Linked DNA regions of Homo sapiens: regions 2, 3 and 4 are each linked to region 1. The links are chromatin contacts, found by Hi-C or POLR2A ChIA-PET in ENCODE. All regions are on one chromosome and are shown on one strand. Each heading gives the region's core, a stretch centred on a gene start or an enhancer-like site at or near the end of the contact. The rest is flanking DNA. Distances are from core to core; before and after follow the strand shown.

Region 1 (3,823 bases), core at 351-2,850:
TTTGTATTTTCAGTAGAGATGGGGTTTCACCATGTTGGCCAGGCTGGTCTTGAACTTCCGACCTCAGGTGATCCACCTGCCTTAGCCTGCCTCCCAAAGTATTGGGATTACGGGAGTGAGCCACCAAACCCAGCTCCAAATTTTCTTTTTTTAAATTAGCCATGTGTGGTGATAAGCACCTGTAGTCCCCACCACTCAGGAGGCTGAGGTAGGACGATTGCTTGAGACCAGGAGGTCGAGGCTGCAATGAGCTGATTGTGCCACTGCACTCCAGTCTGGCAGTGAGAGTGAGATTGTCTCAAAAAACACAAAACAAACAAACAAACAAAATAAAGACAGGGTCTCCTATGTTGCCCAGGCTGGTCTCGAACTCCTGGGTTCAATCAATCCTCCTGCCTCAGCCTCCCAAAGTGCTGGGGTTGTAGGCGTAAACCATCATGCCAGCCTCTATGGGAGCCATAAAGTGGTCTATGTAATCACACACTTGTCAAACCAATTCTATCCGTGATTCTTGGGGAAATCTGTGAAGTCCCATCTATCTGAAGAGATGTTGTGGAGGCTGAAATAACTCCATCTTGGAAGCTAGGCTTCTGATTAACCCTGGTTCCAAGAATGCCTCTAAGATTTCCAGTTTATCTATCATTCCTTATATAAAAGCGCATACTTACCATTAATCCTGCCCTTATGCCAGAGGCGTTAGAACCAGAGTGACTCCATCTTGAGTGAGGGCTAAGAAAAATGAGGCTGGGGCTTGCTGGGCCGCACTCCCAGAAAGTGAGGTATTCCTAGCCTCCAGATGTTTACAGTTAAGGGAACAGATTGACAATGTTTACTAAACAGACCCAGACTTAGGAGTGTCCTGATATCCCGATATCTTGACAACAGAAGCGTTCCTACGATAATTTCGATTCTTGCGAAATACAGTAAGAAAATTAATCCTTTATCACAAACCCTTGTAGCAGAACACATCTCCCCATAATCTTTTCTTATGCTATATATAAACAAGTATTGTCTCCAGGGTGGACACATTCCTCCTCTTCCTAACCTGTCTGTGGAGTAGCTGTGTCCTTCACCACGTTACTTTCCTAATAAACTTGCTTTTACTTTATGAACTTGCCCTGAATTCTTTCTGGCGCGAGATCCAAGAACCCTCTGTTGGGGTCTGGATCGGGACCCCTTTCTGGTAACACTTGGATCAAATCAACCTTGATGAACTCCTACTTACTGTAAATCCTGCCCTTAAGCAAATTCCTACACATTCCTTCTGGAGCATGTGCATTCTTTCCTTATGGTATATAGTTCCTGAGTCTGGGATGTAACAGCATGGAGATCTACCTGCCTTGTGGCCATCCAAGACGATGCTTCTGTCCATAGTTCCCCCAGTGAAACACCCCGTGATGACAAACTGGATTTGTCTGCCTCATTCTTTGGTTTCTTGGCTCCTTCTATACTTAGGGTTGTTTTGCATATAAGGCCCTATTGTGAAACAGATGTTTAATATGAGTCACTGTTCTGTTTAGAAATATACATTGTTGTTACTGTTGATCTCCACTTCTGCGGGGGTGTTTCCTGTTCTGGAAATCTCTCTGCTGGCCCCTGGGGCACCTCCGTGAATAGTGAAATGCTCACTACTTGGCAGGGAGACTTTCAGCTCTGAGTCCAGCCTGCAAACACCCCAATATCACTCTTCGCACAGAGATACAGGCACTGTGACACTAAGCTGGAGGCAAGGTATGTGGGGAGGCTGGCCTGGGGAAATAAAGCTATTTTTGGATCCAATAAAGCTTCCTAAAGCTGAGGCCACCTAAGAGGTATCCGTCAAATGCTTACCTTGTATAGGATTCTTCTGTGTATTTTGGTCCAGTGGTCAGCAAGAGGCCGGGAGCTACAGAACTACCCATCCAGGGCCCCAGGGAAGGTTAAGGACAGGGTTAAACCAGACTTCAATTCTCATCATCCTGATGCAGCAAGAAGGAAATGTCTGTTATCAGTGTGGGTGGGAGTTGTGTTTCCCCTGAAAGGAGTGGAAATTTCACTGAAAGTCATCCTGGAAAGAGGCCAGTCTTCGGAGACAGAAAAAAAAAAAAAAATGAAAAGGCTGGGCGCGGTGGCTAATACCTATAATCCCAGAACTTTGGGACACCAAGGTCTGCTGATCACTTGAGGTCAGGAGTCCAAGGCCAGCCTGGCCAACATGGCAAAACCCTTTCTCTACTAAAATTACAAAAAAAAATTAGCCGGGTGTGGTGGCACACACCTGTGGTCCCAGCTACTTGGGAGGCTGAGGCACGAGAATCGCTTGAACCCGGGAGGCAGAGGTTGCAGTGAGCCAAGATCGTACTATAGCACTCCAGCCTAGGTGACAGACTGAGACTCAGTGTCAAAAAAAAAAAAAAAAAAAGAAGCTTGGGGAGGTGGGTCTCAAAGACAAAACAAAAGCTTTTTCTCTCCCCAGGGCTGCTAAACCTGGATTTTGAGGCACAGACAAAAGATCTATGTTGTAGCTAATTTTCTGACAATTTGGCTATGCTAAGGTGCCTGTCTAGACATCAGTTTAGATGCTAACACCAGTCTAGGTGCTACTATGAAGGTAATTTTCAGACATGATTAACTTTTTTAATTTTTATTTTAGAGACAGAGTCTTGCTCTGTCGCCCAGGCTGGAGTGCAGTGGTGCGATCATAGCTCACTGCAGCCTCAACCTTCCAGACTCAAGTGATCCTCCCACTTAAGCCTCCCAAGTAGCTGGGACTACAGGCTCACACCACCACGCCTGGCTTTATTTTATTTTTTTTGTAGAGACAGGGTCTCGCTATATTGCCCAGGCTGGTCTCAAACTCCTGAACTCAAAGCGATCCTCCTGCCTCGGCCTCCCAAAGTGCTGGGATTACAAACGTGAGCCACCGTGCCTGGCTGTGATGAACATTTAAATCAGCAGACTTTGAATAAAGACGATGACCCTCCACAAAGCAGGTAGGTCTCATCCAATCACTTGAAGGCTTTAAGGTCAAAGAGTGAGGTTTCCTGAAGAAGAAGGAATTGGGCCTCGATTCCACTGCAACATAGAAACCCTGGCTGGGTTTCCAGCCTGCTTGGCCTGCCTGAAGAATTTAGACACGAGGCTGCAACACCACCTCTTCCCTGGATCTCCAGCCTGCCAGCTTGCCCTACACATTTTGAACTTGCCAGCCTCTGCAATTACAGAAGCCAGTTCTTTTTCTTTTTCTCTTGAGACAGAATCTCACTTTTGTCGCCCAGGCTGGAGTGCAATGGCATGATCTCAGCTCACTGAAACCTCCGCCTCTCAGATTCAAGTGATTCTCCTGCCTCAGTCTCCCAAGTAGCTGGGATTACAGGTGCCCACCACCATGCCTGGCTAATTTTTGTATTTTTAGTAGAGATGGGGTTTCACCATGTTGGGCAGCCTGGTCTTGAACTCCTGACCTCAGGCGATCCGCCTGCCTTGGCCTCCCAAAGTGCTGGCATGAGCCACCACGCCTGGCCTAAACCAATTCTTATTTATTTATTTTTTGAGACGGAATTTCGCTCTTGTTGCCCAGGCTGGAGTGCAATGGCATGATCTCAGCTCACTGCAACCTCCACCTCCCGGGTTCAAGTGATTCTCCTGCCTCAGCCTCCCGACTAGCTGGGACTACAGGCATGCACCACTATACCCAGCTAATTTTTTGTATTTTTAGTAGAGACGGGGTTTCTCCATGTTGACCAGGCTGGTCTTGAACTCCTGACCTCAGGTGATCTGCCTGCCTCGGCTCCCAAAGTGCTGGGATTACAAGCATGAGCCACCGCGCCCAGCCTAAGCCAGT
Region 2 (3,823 bases), core at 773-3,272, 250 kb after region 1:
ACTTGCCAAAGATCCTGCTCCTTTCCTTAAGGACTTAAGCACTCCTTTTTTTCTTTTTCCAAAAGGGGTCTTGCCGTGTTGCCCAGGCTGGAGTGCAATGGCGTGATCATAGCTCACTGCAGCCTCAAACTCCTGGGTTCACGCAATCCTCTCGTCTCAGCCTCCCGAGTAGCTGGGACTACAGGTGTGCACCACTATGCCTGGCTAATTTATTTTATGATTTTTAGAGATGGGGTATTGCTCATTGCCCAAGCTGGCCTCAAGCAATCCTCCCTCCTCTGTAACCCCAAAGTGCTGGAATTACAGGGGAGAGCCACTGCACCTGGCCGACTCAAGCTTTGTAGAACCTCATAGTCACTTGAAAGTTACTTTCCTTTGAGAGACCTCCTGGGGGTCAGGAGGGATCTTCACCTATATTCAAAGCCCTCCAGGTCCTTTCTTTGCCTTTACAGGAACACAGGGACCACTCCCCTGGGGGTTGCATAATCAATAGTTATCTCCTTTTCTGAGCATGAAAGCAAAAAAAAAAGAAAAAGAGAGTTTTTTTTTTTTTTCTTTTTTGAGACAGAGTCCCACTCTGTTGCCCAGGCTGGAGGGCAGTGGCATGTTCTCGGCTCACTGTAACCTCTGCCTCCTGGATTCAAGCGATTCTTGTGCCTCAGCTTCCCAAGTAGCTGGGATGACAGGCGTGTGCCACCACACCCGGCTAATTTTTGTAATTTTAGTAGGACCGGGGTTTTGCCATGTTGGCCAGGCTGGCCTTGAACGCCTGGCCTCAGCCTCCTAAAGTGCTGAGATCACAGGCATGAGCCACCATGCCTGGCCGAAAAAAAGAAAGTCTTAGCTTCAGAGGTTGGTTGGCCTTAAACTGAGGCAGGGGCTCTCTACCTTCGTGAACAGGTTCAACCTATGCCAGGGGGAAGAAGACAAGAGCCTTGAAGTGGATTAGGGAATGGGTGACTTGAAAGCCCTCTGTAAGCCCACCACACCCAGGAGCAGCCTGTGGCTTTGTAGAGAGGTGCAGGACCATGCTGGCTGATGAATCCCTAGGAATCTGCCTTTGAGTTGCAGAATCCAGGAACTGGAGCGCTTAATCCCCAAAGGCTGAAGGAGAGAGTCTGCCAGGGGGGTGGCTAAGCTTTTAACTCTCTGTGTGCTGGGCCAGAGCAAGGTGGAGTTCCGGGCAAGCAGAGTTGGGACTTTTTTTTTTTTTTTTTTGAGACAGAGTCTTGCTCTGTCGCCTAGGCTGGAGTGCAGTGGCATGATCTCAGCTCACCGCAACCTCCGCCTTCCAGGCTCAAGAGATCCACCTGCCTCAACCTCCCAAGTAGCTGGGACCACAGGTGTGTATCACTACCCCTAGCTAATTTTTGTATTTTTAGTAGAGACGGGGTTTTGCCATGTTGCTCAGGCTGGTTTCAAACTCCTGAGCTCAAGCAATCCTCCTGCCTTGGCCTCCCAAAGTGCTGGAATTACAGGCATGAGCCACCGCGCCCAACTTCGGAGGCCGCACCCAGCCTCAGAGGCTGGACTTCTGTCTGCAGTGGGAAGCTTCTCCTCACCTGGGCTCTTGGTTACTGTGTCACAGCCAGGCAAGCCAGAGCAGCTTGTCCCGAAGCCTTCTAGCCTCAACCCCTAGAGGCGACCCTCCAGGTTAGATAGCCAGAGAAGCCCAGCATTGCTTAGTGTGATATATGAACTGCTGTTTGCTAGAGGGAAAGCAGCTTGCCTTTAGTGGGAAGATGCTTTGGCTGGAATTAGGATGGCGGCTGCAGAACCTCTCTGGGGTAACCCAGAAGTCCAGCCCTGTGCGAGCCTAGCTAGATCTTGCTCTTTTTTTCCCCAGAAAGACACAGGCCCCTTGGTTTCCTGCATCACGTTTGGTACCCTTGCGATGATTCAAAGCAAACCAAGAAAAGCCTTTATTTTAAACGGCCCAGTGGATTTTCTCAGAGGAAATGACTCAGCCCTGACCCTTACCTACGAATAATTTGTGATCAATCTGATAAAAGATATGAGTAAGGGAGAGACAGTTATCATCAGGCAGTGTGCTGTTCAGGACAAGACATGGGTGCAGAGAGGCCAGGCCTGCAGCGGCAGGGTCAGGTCACATGCTGCCGGGAGGCTCCCTGGGAGGAGGGAAGGGGCCCTGCAAGGAGATTCTGACATTCTGCCACTGGAACTCTCGGGCTCACTCTGGGACCTTGAGTGGGGCCTCCATGAGTCTTAGGTCACTTTCTGTTCAATCAAAGGTTGGACAAAGAAGATTTCAGGCCAGGTGTGGTGGCTCATGCCTATAATCCCAGCACTTTGGAAGGTGGAGGCGGATGGATGACCTGAGGTCAGGAGTTCGAGACCAGCCTGGCCAACATGGTAAAACCCCGTCCTACTGAAAAAACAAAAATTAGCCAGGTGTGGTGGCAGGTACCTGTAATCCCAGCTACTTGGGAGGCTGTGGCAGGAGAATCACTTGAACCTGGGAGGCAGAGGTTGCAGTGAGCCGAGATCGTACCACTGTACTCCAGCCTGGGCAACAAGAGCAAAACTCTGTTTCAAAAAGAAAAAGATTTCAAAGATTTAACAGTCCAGCCCTAACATTCTATGAGTCTCTGATTCATAATTTCTAAATGGTGAATAAATGTTGAAAAATCAACTCCATACAGTAGGGTTTGAAATGCCTAATTAAAGATATCCCAAAGCTTTTTTTTTTTTTTTTTTTTTTGAGGCAGGGTCATGCACTGTCACCCAGGCTGGAGTGCAGTGACACAATCAGTTGGAGGCTCACTGCAGCCTCCAACTTTTAGGCTCAAGTGATCCTCCCACCTCAGCCTCCTGAGTAGCTGGGACTATAGGCACATGCCATCATGCCTGGCTAATTTTTTATAGAGATGGGGTCTCACTGTGGCCCAGGCTGGTCTTGAACTCCTAGCTAGGCTCAAGCAGTCCTCCCGCTGGGCCTCCCAAAGTGCTGCAATTACAGGCGTGAGCCACCATGCCCAGCGCATTTATCTATTATCAGGTCTTTTATCAGCTGCCTTAGATACAAACTGAATAAGCATTAGGAAGTCTGACTTCAGAAATGCTGCTTACACATTTATCACAGATGCCTAAATGGTGAACAGGTTGGCCCGCCACCTTGGTATTCACTCCTGGAGGGCTGGGGACTGAGTCTTATTTTTCTTATTTTCTTTTTTTTCTCCCTGAATGGATTTTACAGGCTTTGACACATACTTGGGGCATAAAAATGCTTATATGTGAAAGAATGCCAGAAAGGCATTATTTCTGAATTATTTCAGAAATCGCTCCTACACCAAGGCCAGGCACAGTGGCTCACACCTGTAATCCCAGAACTTTGGGAGGCCAAGGTGGGTGGATCTCTTGAGGCCAGGAGTTCGAGACCAGCCTGAGCATCATGGTGAAACCCCGTCTCTACTAAAAAAAACAAAAATTAGCCGGGCATGGTGGCGGGTGCCTGTGATCCCAGCTACTTGGGAGGCTGAGGCACGAGAATCACTTGAACCTGGGAGGTGGAGGTTGCAGTGAGCCAAGATTGTGCCACTGCACTCCAGCCTGGGCAACAGAGCGAGACCCTGTCTAAAAAAAAAATAGAAAGAAAGAACGAACGAGAGAGAGAGGGAGGGAAGGAAGGAAGGGAGAGAGAGAAAGAAAGAAAGGAAGGAAGGAAGGAAGGAAGGAAGGAAGGAAGAAAGAAAGAAAGAAAGAAAGAAAGAAAGAAAGAAAGAAAGAAAGAAAGAAAGAAAGAAAGAAAGGACTCCTACACCAAAAGCTGATTTTAGCTTCCAGACCCAAACATCTGTTTAAG
Region 3 (3,823 bases), core at 1,324-3,823, 180 kb after region 1:
ATACCATTAGCAAAGCCACAAGACAGGATGGCCTCCACATCCCACTGGACCTTCAACACTGCTCAGTGGCCCTTTTGTGCCCCACGTGGTTCTCTCCACAGATACTACCTCAAACCTTCCTGCCCCTCCAAGCTACAACTCCATCCCTCCTAATTTCACACAGAAAATCAAATTTATCAGATGGAAATGCCCTCTGCTTCCTGCAGCCAGACCTTTATTTTGTTTTAATTGTTCTTATTTTTTTATAGAGATAGGGTCTTGCTCTGTCACCCAGGCTGGAGTGCAGTGGCTTGATCATAGCTCACTGTAGCCTCCAACTCCTGGCCTCAAACAATCCTCCTCCCTCAACCCCCTGACTAGCTGGGACTATATGTGTGCACCTCCATGCCTTTCTAATTTTTAAATTTTTTTTGTAGAAACAGGGTCTCACTATATTCACTATATTTCCCAGGCTGGTTTCGAACACCTTGGCCTCCCAAAGAGCTAGGATTACAGGTGCGAACCACCAAACCCAGCCAACCAGACATCTCAGTGTATTTGAGCCCAAATTAGTCTCTTCTTTCCCTCTGTTGAAATGGAAAGTATCTGGACTGGGCATGATGGCTCACGCCCGTAATCCCAGCACTTTGGGAGGCCAAGGCAGGCAGATCACTTGAGGCCAGGAGTTCAAGACCAGCCTGGCCAATATGGTGAAATCCCAACCCTACTAAAAATACAAAAATTAGTCGGACGTGGTGGTGCATGCTTGTAATCCCAGCTACTCAGGAAGCTGAGGCATGAGAATTGCTTGAACCTGGGAGGCAGAGGTTGCAGTGAGCCGAGATTGTACTACTGCACTCCAGCCTGGGCAATGGAGCAATGGAGCAAGACTTTGTCTGTCCGTCTGCCTGTCTCTCTCTCTCTCTCTCTCTCCCTATACATATATATATGTATGTATACGTATACATACACATACATATATATGTATGTGTATATATGTATGTATACGTATACATACACATACATATATATGTATGTGTATATATGTGTGTATACGTATACACACACACATATGTATGTGTATATATGTATGTATATGTATACACACACATATGTATGTGTATATATGTATGTATACGTATACATACACATATGTATGTGTATATATGTATGTATACGTATACATACACACATATATATGCATGTGTATGTATACATATACATACATATATACATACATATATGTGTGTATATATGTATGTATACATATATGTGTGTATATAGTATGTGTATGTATACACACACAATATATGTATATATACATATGTATATGTGTGTATATATGTATGTACATATATGTATGTAAATATACACACATACATGTATGTATGTACACACATGTGTGTGCATATATGCATACATGTATGTATGCACATATGTGTGTATATGTGTGTGTATATACACATATATGTGTATATACACATATATGTGTATATATATACACATATATGTGTATATATATACACATATATGTGTATATATATACACATATATGTGTATATATATATACACATATATGTGTATATATATATATACACACATACATAAAATAATGGAAGGTAGCTGTTCCCCTGCTAGAGGCTGACACCTCCCTGTGTTCTGATCCCCTGTAATCTTGCCTTAGCAGGACCGTTGCTCTACTGATTAGCTGAGTCAGAAAACTAGAAGTCAAATTATCACTCACTACTCCACTCCCCTCCCACTCCCTTCCATTCCCGTCTCCTGCTGGGTTTTACCTCCTAAATACTCCCTGGCGGCTCTGTTCTCTCATCTCTTTCCTATTTTCACTGCTCATGGTCAGGACTCATCTAGTACACCCAGAACTGGCAGTACCCTCTTCACTGATCCCAGTCTCCACCCTGGCCATCCTCAGAGCTGTCCCTGCACAGAGGTCAGTGATGCATCAAAAACTCAGATCTGCTCCTGTCCCCTGGCAAACACCCTGAATTGACCATCTGCCTCCTACATCAGTCCGCCTCGCCTGCTGTAGGGGTAGGAGCAGTGCCGCCAGGATGACACACTCTGTCACCCAGGCTGGAGTGCAGTGGTGCAATCATAGCTCACTGCAGCCTTGACTGCCTAGGTTCCAGCGATCCTCCCACCTCAGCCTCCTGAGTAGCTGGGACTATAGGTGTACGCCACCCCTCCTGGTCTGGACATTATATTTGTTTAAATGATCTGTCTTTGAGTTTTCCTTCCCACTTACACTACAGACATCTGGAGAGCAAAGACGCTGTCCGGGATCTTCCTACTGGCCTGGCACACACCTGGTGCACAGCTGATTCAAAACAGAACTTGCCAAACCACCCACTGAATGTTTTCTTGGTCGTTGTACCAGAACAGATGATCATAAAGACAGTTTATGAAACGTAATTAGGATAAGTGTAAATTCTTGTAGTTACATCTGAAACTCACAGGCATGCAAATATCAGATGGGCAACTGTGGCTTGCAGCAGTTCATGTAGAAAAAAGGTGGGGATTTTCATTGAGGAAGCCTCAGCATGGGTCGCCGGTGTGGTGACGCTGCAGGAAGCAGCTCGGATCTTAGCCACCTGTGCTGGTGTCCTCTGAGAACTTGCTCTGTCCCTGTCCCCATTCTCTTTCATATCTTCAATAATTATTCCTCCTCTCAGCTTAAAAACAGGCCCTCGTGTCCTCTAACCTTTAAAAACCTCTTTCCAGGCCAGGCACCGTGGCTCACTCCAGGAGGCTGAGGAGGATGGATCATTTGAGGTCAGGAGTTCGAGACAAGACTGACCAACATGGTGAAATCCCGTCTCTACTAAAAATACAGAAATTAGCCAGGCATGGTAGTGTGTGCCTGTAATCCCAGCTTCTAGGGAAGTTGAGGCAGGAGAGTCACTTGAACCTGGGAGAGGGAGGTTGCAGTGAGCTGAGATCACGCAACTGCACTCCAGCCTGGGCGACAGAGCGAGACGCTGTCTCAAAAATAAATTAGTTAATAAAATAAAATAAATAAAAGCCTCTTTCCAGCCAGGCATGGTGGCTCACACTTGTAGTCTGAGCACTGGGGGAGTCCCAGGTAGGAGGATTGCTTGAGACCAGGAGTTTGAGACCAGCTAGGACAACATAGCAAGACCTCATCTTTACCAAATAAAATAGCTGGGCGTGGTGGTGCAGGTCTGTACTCCCAGCTACTCGGGAGGCTGGGGTGGGAGGGTTACTGGAGCCCAGGAGTTCCAGGCTGCCATGTGCTGTGATCGCACCACTGTGGTCCATCCTGGGTGACAGAACAAGAACCTGTCTCAAACAAACAAACAAACAAACAAAAATAGTGGAGACCCTCCAGTGTGAGCCTCCTCATCATCTCTGATTTCATCCCCCATGACATCGCCAGCTACGCCCCCTCCTTCCCCTCCTCCCTCCCCTCCACCTTCACCCCTTGTGGCTCACTCACGCACCCACTCTCCAGTCCACCCCTCCTCAGAGACCCTGTCCACTCATCCATCTCTCTCCCATTGCGCTTCCTCTTCACTCCGTTCCTTCTGCCTCCCACCATATGCAAATCTTCTCCATCCTTAAAAGCCTGATTGCCTCCTCTGGATTTTTCCACACTCTTGGGGAACTTCCTGTGACTCCCTGCCCTTCACCACCAGCCTTTCCCAAAGAGAAATCCCTCTCACCACCTCCCACTGCCCATCCTCCCCCAGTGGCTCCAAGGCACACATTTGGACTTAGGCCTGCGTTACTCTGCTGTAGCTGCCCCCAAGATGACATCAGGACCTAACAGCACTTGTAGCACCTTTTGCTCCCCATTCCCTGC
Region 4 (3,823 bases), core at 991-3,490, 170 kb before region 1:
ACACAGGAGACATTCATGTCTTTGGTCTCCACTCTCAGATCTTGTGCCTCAAGCAGCCATTGAGTATGGCAGGATCCTGACCCGCCTCACCCACCACCCCGTCTACATCCTGAAAGGGGGCTATGAGCGCTTCTCAGGCACGTACCACTTTCTCCGGACCCAGAAGATCATCTGGATGCCTCAGGTAGGGCCAAATGCTGAGCACAGGCAGGCCCAGACGGGAAGGATGGGCCTAGAAACTGACTTGTGGGTGACTGAGTGGGAGAAACAGGAGGATGGGACAGAGGATATAGAGAAAGTGGAGGAGATTCTGTCTATACTAAAAACACAAAAATTAGCTGGGCGTGGTGGTGCGTGCCCATAGTCGTAGCTACTAGGGAAGCTGAGGCAGAAGAATTGCTTGAACCCAGGAGGCAGAGGTTGCAGTGAGCCAAGATCATGCCACTGTACTCCAGCCTGGATGACAGAGTAAGACTGTCTCAAACAAAAACAAAAACAAAAACAAACAAAAAAAAAACTAGATCTGGACTCCTGGCAGCCCTAAGTTCATGTCTGCAGCCCAGTCTCCCCCATCTCCTCCACTTTTTTTTTTTTTTTTTTGAGACGGAGTCTCGCTCTGTCGCCCAGGCTGGAGTGCAGTGGTGCCATCTTGGCTCACTGCAAGCTCTGCCTCCCAGGTTCACGCCATTCTCCTGCCTCGGCCTCCCAAGTAGGTGGGACTACAGGCGCCCACCAGCACGCCCGGCTAATTTTTTGTATTTTTAGTAGAGACAGGGTTTCACCCTGTTAGCCAGGATGGTCTCGATCTCCTGACCTCAAGTGATCCACCTGCCTCGGCTTTCCAAAGTGCTGGGATCACAGGCGTGAGCCATCCTGCCCGGCCACAGTTCTTTATAAGGAACTGATGGCTGTCGGGTTGAAACAGTGAGCAAAGGTGGACCCATTCAGAGGGCAGGCTGGATGGTGGACCGATACCAAGGTCAGAAAGGCAGGGGCATGGCGGCTCGAGACCACCTCTTTTTTCTTGGCTGTCTGATTCCACAAATCCTAGCTGGATCCAGAGGATACAAAAATACACAAAAGTGGGAAGGATTGGTCAGGCACGGTGGCTCACGCCTATAAGCCTAGCACTTGGGGAGGCCAAGGCAGGAGGATTGCTTTAGCTCAGTACTTTGAGACCGGCCTGAGCAATATAGTGAGACCTTGTCTCTACAAAAAAATCAATAAATGGAGCTGGCTGTGGTGGCTCACGCCTATAATCCCAGCACTTTTGGAGGCCAAGCTGGATGGATCACTTGAGCTCAGGAGTTTGAGCCCAGCCTAAGCAACATGGCAAAACCCTGACTACCAAAAATACAGAAATTCACCGGGCATAGTGGCCCACCTGTCTTGTAGTCCCAGTTACTCAGGAGGGTGAGGCAGGAGAATTACTTGAACCCAGGAGGAGGAGGTTGCAGGGAGCCGAGATCACACCACTGCACTCCAGCCTGTGTGACAGAGTGAGACCCTGGCTCAAAAAAATAATTTAGAAAAGAGATGGGTGGATTGCTTGAGCCCAGGAGGTCGAGGCTGCAGTGAGCCGTTGCCATGCCACTGTACTCCAGCCTGGTTGACGAAGCAAGACCCTGTCTCCAAAAAAAACAAAAAGAAAATCAGCCAGGTGTGGCGACTCACACCTGTAGTTTTAGCACTCTGGGAGGCCAAGGCAGGAGGATTGCTTGATCTCAGGAGTTCAAGACCAGCCTGGGCAGTATAGTGAGACCCCCATCTCTATTATAATTCTTTTTTAGTAGAGACAGGGTTTCACCATGTTGGTCAGGCTGGTCTCCAGCTCCTGACCTCAAGTGATCCACCTGCCTCAGCCTCCCAAAGTGCTGGGATTAGAGGCGTGAGCCACTGCACTCAGCCTATTTTTTAATACAAAAAGAGAATCAGATATTAAACCCCTTTGTCCATCACCTAGCTCCAAACATTGTCAACTCATGGTCAGTTTTGTCAAAACAAAACAATTTTGAGATTCCAGTTTCTGCTGATGACTGGTCCTGTCTGTAGGGGAGGCAGTGGCTGGAAGCTGGACTGTGTCAAGGGACGCCCCGGGTATCTGGAGCCCAGAGAAGGGGCACTTGAGCTTCCCAGAGCCAAATCTGACGGAGGAGGAGATTTCGAGGAAGAGAACTGGGTGGAGTTGTCTAAGGCTAGCACCAGACTATGCAGAGATTTGCAGGCAGGGCCTGGTCCCTGGAGAGTGCCGTGTACAGATGTCTGGCTTATTGAAGCGTCTGAACACAATGGAATGTAAACAGAAAGTGGTTTTAACTTTTTCTAACAGTTGCCTTCAGCTGTGTTCCCCTTCCTGCCCTTAGCAACATCGTGAGCAGATTCCATACTTTCTGGCCACTTTTGGTTACAAAAAACTTCAATCGAAATCATAGTATAGAATGACTGGGCAAATGTGACTATTCACAGGATGTTTGACTGTGTTTAGGAATTGTTGCTTTTCGAAGGTTGTAGTGACATTGTTATGGTTATTATAAAGTACAAGTCCTTATCTTTTAGAAATACAGAACAAAATATTTACGGGTGAAATGACGTGATGTCTGGAATTTCCTTTCAAATAATCTGGGGTGAGGTGAGAAGGCAGTGAGGGTATAGAGGAAACAAAATTGGCCAATGAGTTGTTAATGTTTGAAGTTGGGCGATATATACGTTTTAGAGACAGGGTCTCACTCTGTTGCCCAGGCTGGAGTGCAGTGGTGCAATCATAGCTCACTGCAGCCTCCACCTCCTGGGCTTGGTATCCTCCAGCCTCAGCCTCTTGAGTAGGTGGGACTACAGATGCATGCCACCACAGTCAGCTAAGTTTTAAAATTTTTTGCAGATACAGGGTCTTGCTATGTTCCCCAGGCTGGTCCAAAACTCCTGACCTTAAGCAATCCTCCTGCCTTGGCCTCTCAAAGTACTGGAATTATAGGCATGAACCACCACACCTGGCCAACTAGTGTATAGTTTTGAAATAATGTTAAAGGAAGTAAAAAGACAGTCTAGTAGAAGCTAGGGCGGTTTAATGTTCCAACCTCAAATCTGAATCAAGTCTCATCTCTTCCCATGCCCTAGAGCTGGGCAGCCTAGGGTTTGCTGGGGGCACTCAAAGTAGGGAGGGATGGGGGTTAGCTTTAAGGACAGCTGCTCTCTTCCCCTCTTCTGGGCAGAGTACCTTTGGCAGTAGGGCCCAGAGTGGACCTGTCTGTGTGCCTGGCTGCGTGTTAGTGGTGGGAAAGTGCCTGCTCTCTGGCCCCGTCTGGCTGTGTGAGCTGCTGGTAGCCTCTGCTGCTGGGTTTCTCGGGACCCAGCTCAGCCTCACCCTGGCTCCTTCTGGGGCTGAGGATCTCCCAGAGAACGCAGCCAGTGGTGACTCCCTTCAACCCCTGCCAGGCATCTCCTCCAACTTCCTCCCCTTAACTTGGAAGCCCATGACCCGTCCCCTGCCCCGCATGCCCACATTCCTTCACCGGAATCGTAGAAGGCAGGGACTCATGCCTGAGGTCAGACATGTTCCCAGATCCAGGGTATGCATGCCTGGCTCCCAAAGACATCCCTTTCTTCCACTGAGATAACAGCACTGTGAATTTCAGCTCAACAGGTGTACAGTCAGTTAAATAAAGGAAGTAAAGACAATCAGTCTAGTATAAGCCAGGGCAGTTTAATGTTCCAGCCTCAAATCTGAATCAAGTCTTATCTTGATTGGAACTCCTCCTTGCTCCTCCTTGCTCTTGGAGGAGCACCCTGGCTTTGCAGGGTGCAGAGAGATTAATTTCTTCTCTGC

The links. Hi-C counts contacts between places; a loop is a spot of excess contacts on that map. ChIA-PET counts read pairs that join two places held with the same protein, here RNA polymerase II (POLR2A). Pooled maps may share reads with other maps.
Region 2: a pooled map shows a loop between it and region 1 (10-fold over the local background). The contact joins two enhancer-like sites. A Hi-C loop is called at or near these places in 1 of 37 single-sample maps with no recorded cell type and 4 of 50 pooled maps. POLR2A ChIA-PET finds 5 or more read pairs at or near these places in 1 of 52 experiments (OCI-LY7).
Region 3: a loop to region 1 is called in a map with no recorded cell type, with 10 times the contacts of the local background. The contact joins two enhancer-like sites. A Hi-C loop is called at or near these places in 7 of 37 single-sample maps with no recorded cell type and 4 of 50 pooled maps. POLR2A ChIA-PET finds 5 or more read pairs at or near these places in 1 of 52 experiments (K562).
Region 4: a pooled map shows a loop between it and region 1 (13-fold over the local background). The contact joins two enhancer-like sites. A Hi-C loop is called at or near these places in 1 of 168 maps with a recorded cell type or tissue (HL-60/S4) and 10 of 50 pooled maps. POLR2A ChIA-PET finds 5 or more read pairs at or near these places in 4 of 52 experiments (AG04450, CD4-positive, alpha-beta T cell, GM12878 and 1 more).

The regions. Positions count from the first base shown.
Region 1 is chr7:75,840,757-75,844,579 of GRCh38, reverse strand. No RefSeq gene overlaps it. Among named protein-coding and RNA genes, the nearest start is that of CCL24, 29 kb to the right of the region's middle. RefSeq lists an enhancer at 1,428-1,647. Within about 2 kb of position 1,600, at least 13 of the 41 ENCODE cell types and tissues checked have a DNase peak (open chromatin) inside an H3K27ac peak, as active enhancers do.
Region 2 is chr7:75,595,135-75,598,957 of GRCh38, reverse strand. The region is part of intron 2 of HIP1 (huntingtin interacting protein 1); the gene reads left to right. Among named protein-coding and RNA genes, the nearest start is that of SPDYE5, 100 kb to the right of the region's middle. RefSeq lists enhancers at 2,026-2,165, 3,080-3,823. Within about 2 kb of position 2,022, at least 3 of the 41 ENCODE cell types and tissues checked have a DNase peak (open chromatin) inside an H3K27ac peak, as active enhancers do.
Region 3 is chr7:75,661,686-75,665,508 of GRCh38, reverse strand. The region is part of intron 1 of HIP1 (huntingtin interacting protein 1); the gene reads left to right. Among named protein-coding and RNA genes, the nearest start is that of HIP1, 75 kb to the left of the region's middle. Within about 2 kb of position 2,573, at least 4 of the 41 ENCODE cell types and tissues checked have a DNase peak (open chromatin) inside an H3K27ac peak, as active enhancers do.
Region 4 is chr7:76,010,103-76,013,925 of GRCh38, reverse strand. It overlaps STYXL1 (serine/threonine/tyrosine interacting like 1), which reads left to right. Exons shown (of 9, transcript NM_001317785.2): 5 at 39-184. Among named protein-coding and RNA genes, the nearest start is that of TMEM120A, 17 kb to the right of the region's middle. Within about 2 kb of position 2,240, at least 9 of the 41 ENCODE cell types and tissues checked have a DNase peak (open chromatin) inside an H3K27ac peak, as active enhancers do.